Regions from separate parts of the Homo sapiens genome. Here region 2 is linked to region 1. Evidence: read pairs that join two places in POLR2A ChIA-PET (ENCODE). Cell type or tissue: B cell. All regions are shown on one strand. Each heading gives the region's core, and the rest is flanking DNA. Links, peaks and the distances in the headings are about the cores only. Region 1 overlaps TCTN1 (tectonic family member 1). Region 2 has its middle 39 kb from the start of CCDC63.

What was found. Peaks named below come from ENCODE experiments on the same cell type or tissue, not always from the same donor. Only the 100,000 strongest peaks of a DNase experiment are listed, where the experiment ranks them.
Region 2: POLR2A ChIA-PET joins it to region 1 with 7 read pairs; 5 of 35 experiments call an interaction of 5 or more read pairs at or near these places.

Annotation. Positions count from the first base shown.
Region 1 is chr12:110,625,454-110,630,834 of GRCh38, reverse strand. It overlaps TCTN1 (tectonic family member 1), which reads right to left. Exons shown (of 15, transcript NM_001082538.3): 3 at 4,343-4,473; 4 at 1,917-2,068. It also overlaps the pseudogene RN7SL387P. Among named protein-coding and RNA genes, the nearest start is that of TCTN1, 14 kb to the right of the region's middle. In B cell, for the core only: no CTCF peak of the experiment used is centred there; DNase peaks (open chromatin) are centred at 2,954 and 4,539; H3K4me3 peaks cover 1,439 bases; H3K27ac peaks cover 4,920 bases.
Region 2 is chr12:110,804,864-110,810,244 of GRCh38, reverse strand. No RefSeq gene overlaps it. Among named protein-coding and RNA genes, the nearest start is that of CCDC63, 39 kb to the left of the region's middle. RefSeq lists an enhancer at 551-1,052 and a cis regulatory region at 2,363-2,626. In B cell, for the core only: no CTCF peak of the experiment used is centred there; no DNase peak of the experiment used is centred there.

The DNA of each region.
Region 1 (5,381 bases), core at 332-5,331:
ACAGTGCCTGGCACATGGAAAATGCTCAATGGTAAATTTTATATTGACATGGGAAGATGCACATGATTTATCACTGAAAAAGGAATTTTCTAGAACAATGTGGATACCTATAAATCCCACTTCTATACAACACCATATATACATTATAATAGACATATTTAAAAATCAGGAAGAATACACACCAATCTCTTCAAAGTGATTTGCAGTATGAATATTAATGGATACAGGGATCTTTCAACTTATATGCCTCTATATGTTGAACTTTTAGAACTAGTACATGTTGCTTTTATACTTTGCTTTTAAAAAGATGCTTCCAAAAGAGTTAAGGTTCATTCAGTTAATATGTGTCCCATTTAAAGGTGTACTACTGAATAGACATAAAACAGCACACATCTTCCAAAATCTGTAAAACTAAATACAATTTTGAGAAGATGACCAGACAACCAACCAATCTACTCCATGATCTCAGCAACATGCCTCAAGCATTTTGCTGCATCTTTTAAGGTTGAGGAGAACAAAGAACTCTGAAGAGACAAAATACAAGTTTATCACAGAATAAACAACCTTAAATCCTCTATTCAGAATTCAAATATTCAGTTTTATTTTTATTATTATATTTTAAGTTCTGGGATAACGGGTGCAGAACATGCAGGTTTGTTACGTAGGTATACACGTGCCATGGTGGTTTACTGCACTCATCAACCCATCATCTACATTAGGTGTTTCTCCTAATGCTATCCCCTCCCCTAGCCCACCACCCTCTGACAGGCCCCTGTGTGTGATGTTCCCCTCCCTGTGTCCATGTGTTCTCATTGTTCAACTCCCACTTATGAGTGAGAACATGCGATGTTTGGTTTTCTGTTCCATGTTAGTTTGCTGAGAATGATGGTTTCCTACAAAGGACATGAACTCATCCTTTTTTATGGCTGCTTAGCATTCCATGTTGTGTATGTGCCACATTTTCTTCACCCAGTCTATCACTGATGGACATTTGGGTTGGTTCCAAGTCTTTGCTATTGTGAATAGTGCTGCAATAAACATACGTGTGCGTGTGTCTTTATAGAATGATTTATAATCCTTTGGGTATATACTCAGTAATGGAATTGCTGGGTCAAATGGTATTTTAGGTTCTAGATCCTTGAGGAATCGCCGCACTGTCTTCCACAATGGTTGAAATAATTTACACTCCCACCCAACAGTGTAAAAGCGTTCCTATTTCTCCATATCCTCTCCAGCACCTGTTGTTTCCTGACTTCTTAATAATCGTCATTCTAACTGGCGTGAGATGGTATCTGATTGCAGTTTTGATTTGCATTTCTCTAATGACCAGTGATGATGAGCCTTTTTTCATAGGTTCGTTGGCCACTTAAATGTCTTCTTTTGAAAAGTGTCTATTCATATCCTTCACCCACTTTTTGATGGGGTTGTTTTTTTCTTGTAAATTTATTTAAGTTCCTTGTAGATTCTGGATATTAGCCCTTTGTCATATGGATAGATTGCAAAAATTTTTTCCCATTCTGTAGGTCACACGTTCACTCTGATGATAGTTTCTTTTGCTGTGCAGAAGCTCTTTAGTTTAATTAGATCCCATTTGTCAATTTTGGCTTTTGTTGCCATTGCTTTTGGTTGTTTTACTCATGATGTCTTTGCCCATGTCTATGTCCTGAATGGTATTGCCTGGGTTTTCTTCTAGGGTTTGTATGGTTTTAGGTCTTACATTTAAGTCTTTAATCCATCTTCAAATATTCAGTTTTAATTTTCATGATCTTTGATTTGTAGGCATGAACATTAAGTTTTTTAGTCTATAATATCAACTCTGTCTCAAGGAACCCAGTTTTCCTGGTAACCTTGAAAATTAACTTACAAGGAAAGATATTTGTGATGGGATGAAAAGAATCAATCAAGTTCAGGCTCACCTCATATTTAGCAGCAGTAGGAATATCCAGTTTGGTTGTGAAGGAAACATATGATTCAGCATTCAATGTAAAACCATCAGATGTTTTCATCAATGTATCAAAATTGTTTTCATCAGGTACTTCTGGATTAATAAAGGATAATGCAGGTTTATCTGTTTTTTAAAAAAAACAGTATTTTAAATCGGTATAAAATATATGTATAATATGTATGACCTATATAAAGGTTTTGGAAAGTTTTTAATAGCATCAAGGCTGATGTAAAAAACAAATAGTGTCTTGGCTGGGCGCATGGGCTCACGCCTGTAATCTCAACACTTTGGGAGGCCAAGGCGGGCGGACTGCCTGAGGTCAGGAGTTTGAGACCAGCCTGGCCAACACGGTGAAATCCTGTCTCTACTAAAAATACAAAAATTAGCCAGTCATGGTGGTGTGCACCTGTAATCCCAGCTACTCGGGAGGCTGAGGCAGGAGAATCGCTGAAACCCAGCAGGCAGAGGTTGCAGTGAGCTGAGATAGCGCCACTGCACTCCAGCCTGGGTGACACAGTGAGACTTCATCTCAAAAAAAAAAAAAAAAAGTGTATTTTTCCATATTCACTTCTCCCAGGATTTTTTAAAGCTTATTAAACAAACAGGACCTCCAGACTCAGCCTGCTTCTTCTAATAATGGGGAAGTAATAGTTTGTAGCACTTACAAGTAAACAGCACAACAGAAGCCAATAATAATCCGTCTATTTCTCTAGCCCCTGGACTGATGAGTTTGCTGTATCAACCTGTAAGGAGAAGCTCTCTCCGGATGGCTATGGGAATGAAAGAATCCGACTTCTACTCTCACACAGCCACCGTGAAAGTCCTGGAGTAAAATGTGCTGTGTACAGAAGAGAGAGAAGGAAGCAGGCTGGCATGTTCACTGGGCTGGTGTTACGACAGAGAACCTGACAGTCACTGGCCAGTTATCACTTCAGATTACAAATCACACAGAGCATCTGCCTGTTTTCAATCACAAGAGAACAAAACCAAAATCTATAAAGATATTCTGAAAATATGACAGAATTTGACAAATAAAAGCATAAACGTGTCTCTGATCTTTGATATCCTGATAACATTTTACATGTACATGTACTTTGGATCTAGACATATATTTGAGCTAAATGCTCAGATAAAAATAAAGATCCTGTTTTCATGCAAATATTCTTAGTAAAAATAAAAGAAAAAAGGAAATAGAAACCACAGGTAATGTTCAAAGCTGAGCCTGATTTTCAACCATTAAACCAGGAGGAAATAAAGTTAAAAAAACACATGTATATATAGAAACCTAGATTCCTATGTATGTCTGCATATTATAAACACTTTTAAGATAAGTATACGGTTTCGAAAGACAACTACACAATCATAATTACTTTTAAAGAAAATGTGCATGCCCACAGGTCTATAAAGTTACTTCCTATTACCTGTGAAATGGTCTCTAAAGATATACACTATACATATAGCAAAACAGAATAATTGCTTTAAATCTAACTGAGGGCTGGACAAGGCAGCTCACACCTGTAATCTCGGCATTTTGAGAGGCCGAGGCAGGAGGATCATTTAAGGTCAGGAGTTTGAGACCAGCCTCGCCAACATGGTGAAACCCTGTCTCTACTAAAAATAAAAAATTAGCTGGGTGTGGTGGCAGGTACCTGTAATCTCAGCTACTCGGGAGGCTGAGGCAGGAGAATCACTTGAACCCGGGAGGCAGAGGTTGCAGTGAGCTGAGAACGTGCCACTGCTTTCCAACCTGGGCAACAGAGTGAGACTCTGCCTCAAAAAAAAAAAAAAAAAGAAAGAAAGAAAAAATAGTAATAATAGGGCTGGGCACAGTGGCTCACACCTGTAATCCCAGCACGTTGGGAGGCCAAGGCAGGTGGATCACCTGAGGTCGGGAGTTCAAGACCAGCCTGACCAACATGGAGAAACCCCGTCTCTACTAAAAATACAAAACTGGCCAGGCATGGTGGCCCATGCCTGTAATCCCAGCTACTTGGGAGGCTGAGGCAGGAGACTCACTTGAACCCAAGAGGCAGAGGATTTGTGATGAGCCGAGATTGAGCCGTTGCACTCCAGCCTGGGCAACAAGAGCGAAACTCCGTCTCAAAAAAAAAAAAAAAAAAAAAAAACCACGCACACACAAAAATTATCCAGGCATGGTGGCAGGCACCTGTAATCCCAGCTACTCAGTAGGCTGAGGCAGGAGAATCACTTGAATCTGGGAGGTGGAGGTTTCAGTGAGCCGAGATTGCGCCACTGCACGCCAGCCTGGGTGACAGAGCAAGACTCTGTCTCAAAAAAACCATAATCATAATTATAAAATAAATCTGACACATTTTTCCATAACTTTGAGAAAAATTTTCCAGAGCTTCACAAAATATATCAATGTCAAATACTTACAGTTTGTAATATGAATGCAGAAAATAGATGGATTAATCTGGTCAACAAGTTCAAATACTCTTTGAGGTGGGTTTGCTGTAAAATTCAATGAATAGATGACTGCTTTTTGACTACAAAACTGGCTGTCGCCCCTGAAAATTAAAAAAATAATAATACAAAGTTACAAGACATAAGCACACAATCTTAGCAAAATTATTTTAAAACTGTCAGATGCTTGTACTGTACTATGTTAACAGTTACGTGGAGGATATTTATGAAAGCATGACGTCCCAGCTACTTGGGAGGCTGAGGCGGGAGAATGGCATGAACCCAGGAGGCAGAGCTGGCAGTGAGCCAAGATCGCGCCACTGCACTCTAGCCTGGGCAACAGAGCAAGACTCTGTCTCACAAAAAAAAAAAGAAAGAAAGAAAGAAAAAAGAAAGCATATTAGAATTGAATCCGGCTGGGCACGGTGGCTCACACCTGTAATCCCAGCACTTTGGGAGGCCGAGGTAGGCGGATCACAAGGTCAGGAGATGGGGACCAGCCTGGCCAAGATGGTAAAACCCCATCTCCACTAAAAATACAAAAATTAGCTGGGCGTGGTGGTGGGTGCCTGTAATCCCAGCTACTAGGGAGGCTGAGGCACGAACATCGCTTGAACCCAAGAGGCAGAGGTTGCAGTGACCCGAGATCGCGCCACTGCACTCAAGCCTGGTGACAGAGTGAGACTCCATCTCAAAAAAAAAAAAAAAATTGAATCCTTTTTTTTGAGATGTAGCCTCACTCTCCCAGGCTGGAGTGCAGTGGCACGATCTCGGGTCACTGCAACCTCTGCCTCTTGGGTTCAGGTGATTCTCCTGCCTCAGCCTCCCGAGTAGCTGGGACTACAGGTGTGCACTGCCATGCCTGGCTAATTTTTGTATTTTTATTAGAGACAGGGTTTCACCATGTTGGCCAGGCTGGTCTCAAACTCCTTACCTCAGATGATCCACCTGCCTCAGCCTCCCAAAGTGCTGGGCATGAGTCACCACAGCTGGCTGAATCCATTTTTATTTA
Region 2 (5,381 bases), core at 219-5,218, 180 kb before region 1:
TTGACCTGAAATGCAGGTGCAACACCATATTTACCAACCCCACCAGGAAACAGGAAGTTAAGATGGCTGTTCAGAATTGTCTAGATTGGGCCAAGATGGCCAGACCTTTGTATATCCCCTAATCAAAATTACTAGACGTGGGACATCCCAGGAAATTTATGTGACCTTGGGCAAGGTGGCCTTCTGCAGGTGAGGCAGGGGCTCAGCCCAAGGACCTGACACCTGGATGCTCTCTGAGGACACCACTTTCAGCAGCTGGAACAGGGCTCTCCTTAAAAGGAAATGGAGCAGCTGGGCACAGTGCCTCATGCCAGTAATCCCAGCACTTTGGGAGGCCAAGGCGGGTAGATCACTTGAGCTCAGGAATTCTAGACCAGCCTGGCCAACATGGTGAAAACTCCTCTCTACTAAAAATACAAAAATTAGCTTTGCATGGTGGCACACACCTGTAATCCCAGCTACTTGGGAGGCTGAGGCAGGAGAATTGCTTGAACTGGGGAGGTGGAGGTTGCAGCGAGCTGAGATCATGCCACTGCGCTCCAGTCTGGGTGACAGAGTGAGACTACACCTCAAAAAAAAAAAAGTGAATGAATGTTGCTAAGGTCTGCCACAGTCCATGTTAGATATCCCTTTCAGCCCTCATTTCCTTATGGGCTTCCATGTCAAAGACCCCGAGGCGGGAGCAGAGGCATTGATCTGGAGCAGATTCATAGCAATTGTACCACCACCAAGGCTTCCTAGATCTGTGACAGACACCACCAGTCAATTACAGCAAGTTTCCCACTGAGCAAGAATGTGGTTTCACAATGTATCTCAACAAAGTATTCCATGTACCCATTACCAACCCATTAGAATTACAACCTGAGATAAAATCTGGTTCCTGCCCTGACCTCTATACCAGAGGATAATAAAGGAAGCTGATAGAAGGTTATTGCTGGTTATTGCTCTGCATTTTCAAAACACTCTCTGACTCATGCCATCCACCCCTCCCTCCCCACATTGGATGTGTCCTCCTTCTCTCTGCCTATCTAAATCCCACCCATCTTTCAAAGAGGCTCAACTCGGAGCAGAGATCCTGTCTTAAAAGACCCTGTCTTAAAAATAAATACATAAAATTCATTTTAAAAAAGAGGCTCAACTCAAACCTGACTCCTCCAGGAAGTCTCCCCTGGGTGTCCCAACCTTGTCTAAAATTATTCACTGAACCCACTGACCAAACCTGACATCACTCCAAGTGGGATAACCAAACATTGAGAGCTTCCTAATGTGATGCGAACAAGAATCTCTATAAAGTGTTCTTGCCCCATGTGACTCTAATCCAGCCTGTAGATTAACTACCCATTTACAAGGAATATGGAGGCTAACAGTAAATAACACCTGGAATGTAATTAGCAAAAATCTAGAATGTCGGAAACGGAAGGACAAGGCTCCAGGGTCTTCAGCAAGTAAATGACATTTTAAAAAACAGGAAGAAATTTGTAGATTTGTATCAGTTATCTATTGTCCACAATAATACTATATAATAAATTACACTAGAATTTAGTGATTTATTTATTTTTTATTTATTTTGAGACTGAGTCTCGCTCTTGTTGCCCAGGCTGGAGTGCAATGACACAATCTCGGCTCACCTCAACCTCCGCCTCCAGGGTTCAAGCGATTCTCCTGCCTCAGCCTCCCGAGTAGCTGGGATTAGAGGCATGTGCCACCATGCCTGGCTAATTTTATTTTTAGTAGAGACAGGGTTTCTCCATGTTGGTCAGGCTGGTCTGGAACTCCCTACCTCAGGCGATCTGCCCACCTTGGCCTCCCAAAGTGCTGGGATTACAGGTGTGAGCCACTGCGCCTGGCCTATTTTTTTATTTTTATTTATTTATTTATTTATTTTTTTGAGACAGGTTCTCACTCTGTGGCCCAGGCTGGAGTGCAATGGTGAGATCTCGACTCATGGCAACCTCCAGTCCCAGGCTCAGGTGACCCTCCCATCTCAGCCTCCTGAGTAGTGGAGACCACAGGCGCACACCACCATACCCAGCTAATTTTTCTATTTTTAGTAGACACAGGGTTTCTTCCTGTTGCCCAGGCTGGTCTGAACTCCTGGGCTCAAGTGATCCAACCACCTGGACCTCCCAAAGTGCTGGGATTACAGGCGTGAGCCACTGCGCCTGGCCAAATTTAGTGATTTTAAAATAACAATTATTATTACACAAGAAGCTGTGGCTCTTTTGGTCTGGGCCAGGTTCAGCTGAGCTGGGCTGGGCTGATCTCATGTTCTGTGGTCAGCTGGCGGGTCAGAAGATGGGCTGGCCTAGAACAGCCTCACCTGGCACAGCTCTTCTGCCCACAGTCTCTTGTCCCACAGCAGGCTGCCTGGGCTTGCTCTCCTTGCTGAGGCAGGGGTCCAAGAAGCATGTAGAATCACGTAGAGGCATCAAGGCTGGGACCGAGACGGCACTCACTTTTACTTCTGCTGCATTCTATTGGCCCAAGCAAGTCACCTGACCAAGCCCAGATTCAAAGGTTGAAAATAGACTCCTCCTCAACAAGAGAAGCCGCCTTCACCTTGCGAAGGACGTGAATACAGAAAGAGACCATTTTTTGGCAATTAATCCCCCACAGGGTAGAAAGAGACTAAGTATATATCAATCAATGCAATGTGTGCCCTTGCTCAGATCCTGACTTCAACAGACCAACTGCAAAACCTCATTTTTGTAGTCATTAGGGCAAATTGAACATAGAATATTAGATGGTAACAAGGAAGTGTGGTTTTTTAATTTTATTTATTTATTTTTTTGACGGAGTTTCGCTCTTGTTGCCTAGGCTGGAGTGCAATGGTGCGATCTTGGCTCACTGCAACCTCCACCTCCCAGGTTCAAGCGATTCTCCTGCCTCAGCCTCCCGAGTAGCTGGGATTACAGGCATGTGCCACCATGCCTGGCTAATTTTGTATTTTTAGTAGAGACGGTGTTTCTCCATGTTGGTCAGGCTGGTCTTGAACTCTCGACCTCAGGTGATCCACCCGCTCTCAGCCTCCCAAAGTGCTGGGATTACAGGCGTGAGCCACAGCGCCCGGCTTAGGAAGTGTTAATTCTTTAAGTATGATAATGGTATTGTGAATATTTTCTAATGCGTTTATTGTTAGAAATACATATTGCATTCCGGGTGCGGTGGCTCACGCCTATAATCCCAACACTTTGGGAGGCCGAGGCGGGCAGATCATGAGGTCAAGAGATCGAGACCATCCTGGCCAACATGGCAAAACCCCGTCTCTACTAAAAATACAAAAATTAGGTGGGTGTGGTGGTGCGCACCTGTAGTCCCAGCTACTTGGGAGGCTGAGGCAGGAGAATCACTTGAACCCAGGAGGTGGAGGTTGCAGTGAGCCAAGGTCACACCACTGCGCTCCAGCCTGGTGACAAAGTGAGACTCTGTCTCAAAAAAAAAAAAAAAAGAAATATGTATTACAGTGTTATGATGTCTGGAATTTATTTAAAGATATTCCAGGCTGGGCATGGTAGCTCATGCCTATAATCCTAGCACTTTGGGAGGCCGAAGCTGGAGGATCGCTAGAGGCCAGGAGTTTGAGACCAGCCTGGGCAATATAGCAAGACCCTGTCTCTACAAAAAATTTAAAAAATTAGCCAAGCACAGTGGCACGTGCCTGTGGTCCCAGCTACTCTGGAGGCTGAGGTGGGAGGATGGCTTGAGCCCAGAAGCTCAATGCTTCAGTGAGCCCTGATCATGCCACTGCACTCCAGCGACGGAGTGAGACCCTGTCTCAAAAAAAAAAAAAAAAAAAAAAGATATTCCAACAAGACCATCAAGAAAAGGAAGTAGGGTATGTGTAAGGGGTAGGAGATGTAGTAAGAATGGCAGAGGGTTGGTAGTTGTTAAAGCTGCGTAATGCATACCCAGGGGTTTATGGTACTATCTTCATGATGTTTATATGTGTGTGTCTGAAATTTTCCATTACAGGCCAGGAACGGTGCTCATACCTGTAATCCCAGCACTTTGGGAGGCCGAGGCGGGTGGACCACCCGAGGTCAGGAGTTTGAGACAAGCCCGGCCCACATGGCGAAACACCGACTCTACTAAAAATACAAAAATTAGCTGGGTGTGGTGGCACATGCCTGTAATCTCAGCTACTCAGGAGGCTGAGACAGGAGAATCGCTTGAACCTGGGAGGCAGAAGTTGCAATGAGCCAAGATCACCACTGCACTCCAGCCTGGGTAATGGAGTGAGACCCTGTCTCAAAAAAAAAAAAAAGAAAGAAAGAAAGAAAGAAAGAAATTTCCCATGGTAAGGAATGTTTAAAAATTATTCATCGGTTTTATTTCCCTCATGTAGTTTCATAAAGTATGGTGTGATTATCATATAATCATGATAATATGGTGTTTCAAGAATATTGCAGAAAAAGTCTAGTTTGGTTCCACCCTGTCTTTAACATCTGTCAAGCACTTGTTAATCTCCCGTTATAACAAAGTGAGAGCAGGCTCAGGCTTCGGAGCTCTTGTCCTGAACAAGATATGGAAAGAATATCACATCATTGTTTGATTTTCATACCACTTCTTTGTTATCATTACCTTCTCTCTACTATGAGTGATACTGCTTTTGCATTTATAAATAGTAATAAAAAGTTCTTTTCAAATAAATTAAAGCTATAAAAAGTAAACTGGCCAGGCATGGTAGCTCACGCCTGTAATCCCAGCACTTTGGGAGGCCGAGGCAGGTGGATCACCTGACACCGGGAGTTCGAGACCAGCCTAGTCAACATGGTGAAACCCCGTCTCCACTAAAAATACAAAAATTAGCCAGGCGTGGTGGCACCTGTAATCCCAACTACTCAGGAGGCTGAGGCAAGAGAATCGCTTGAACCCAAGAGGCAGAGGTTGCAGTGAGCCGAGATCATGCTACTACACTCCAGCCTGGGTGACAAAGCTAGACTCCATCTTAAAAAAAAAAAAAAAAAAAAAAAAATGAGGCTGGGTGCGGTGGCTCACGCCTGTAATCCCAGCACTTTGGGAGGCCGAGGCGGGCAGATCACGAGGTCAGGAGATCGAGACCATCCTGGCTAACACGGTGAAACCCCATCTCTACTAAAAATACAAAAAATTAGCCGGGCGTGGTGGTGGGCACCTGTAGTCCCAGCTACTCAGGAGGCTGAGGCAGGAGAATGGTGTGAACCCAGGAGGCGGAGCTTGCAGTGAGCCGAGATAGCACCACTGCACTCCAGCCTGGGTGGCAGAGCAAGACTTCGCCTCAAAAAAAAAAAAAAAAAAAAAAAAGAGTAAACTTATTTTTAAAATGTGATTAAATCAGTAATGGTACAGATGTTGGCTACCCACTCTAGCAAATAATTCCAAATCCCACTGGCTTTACATAA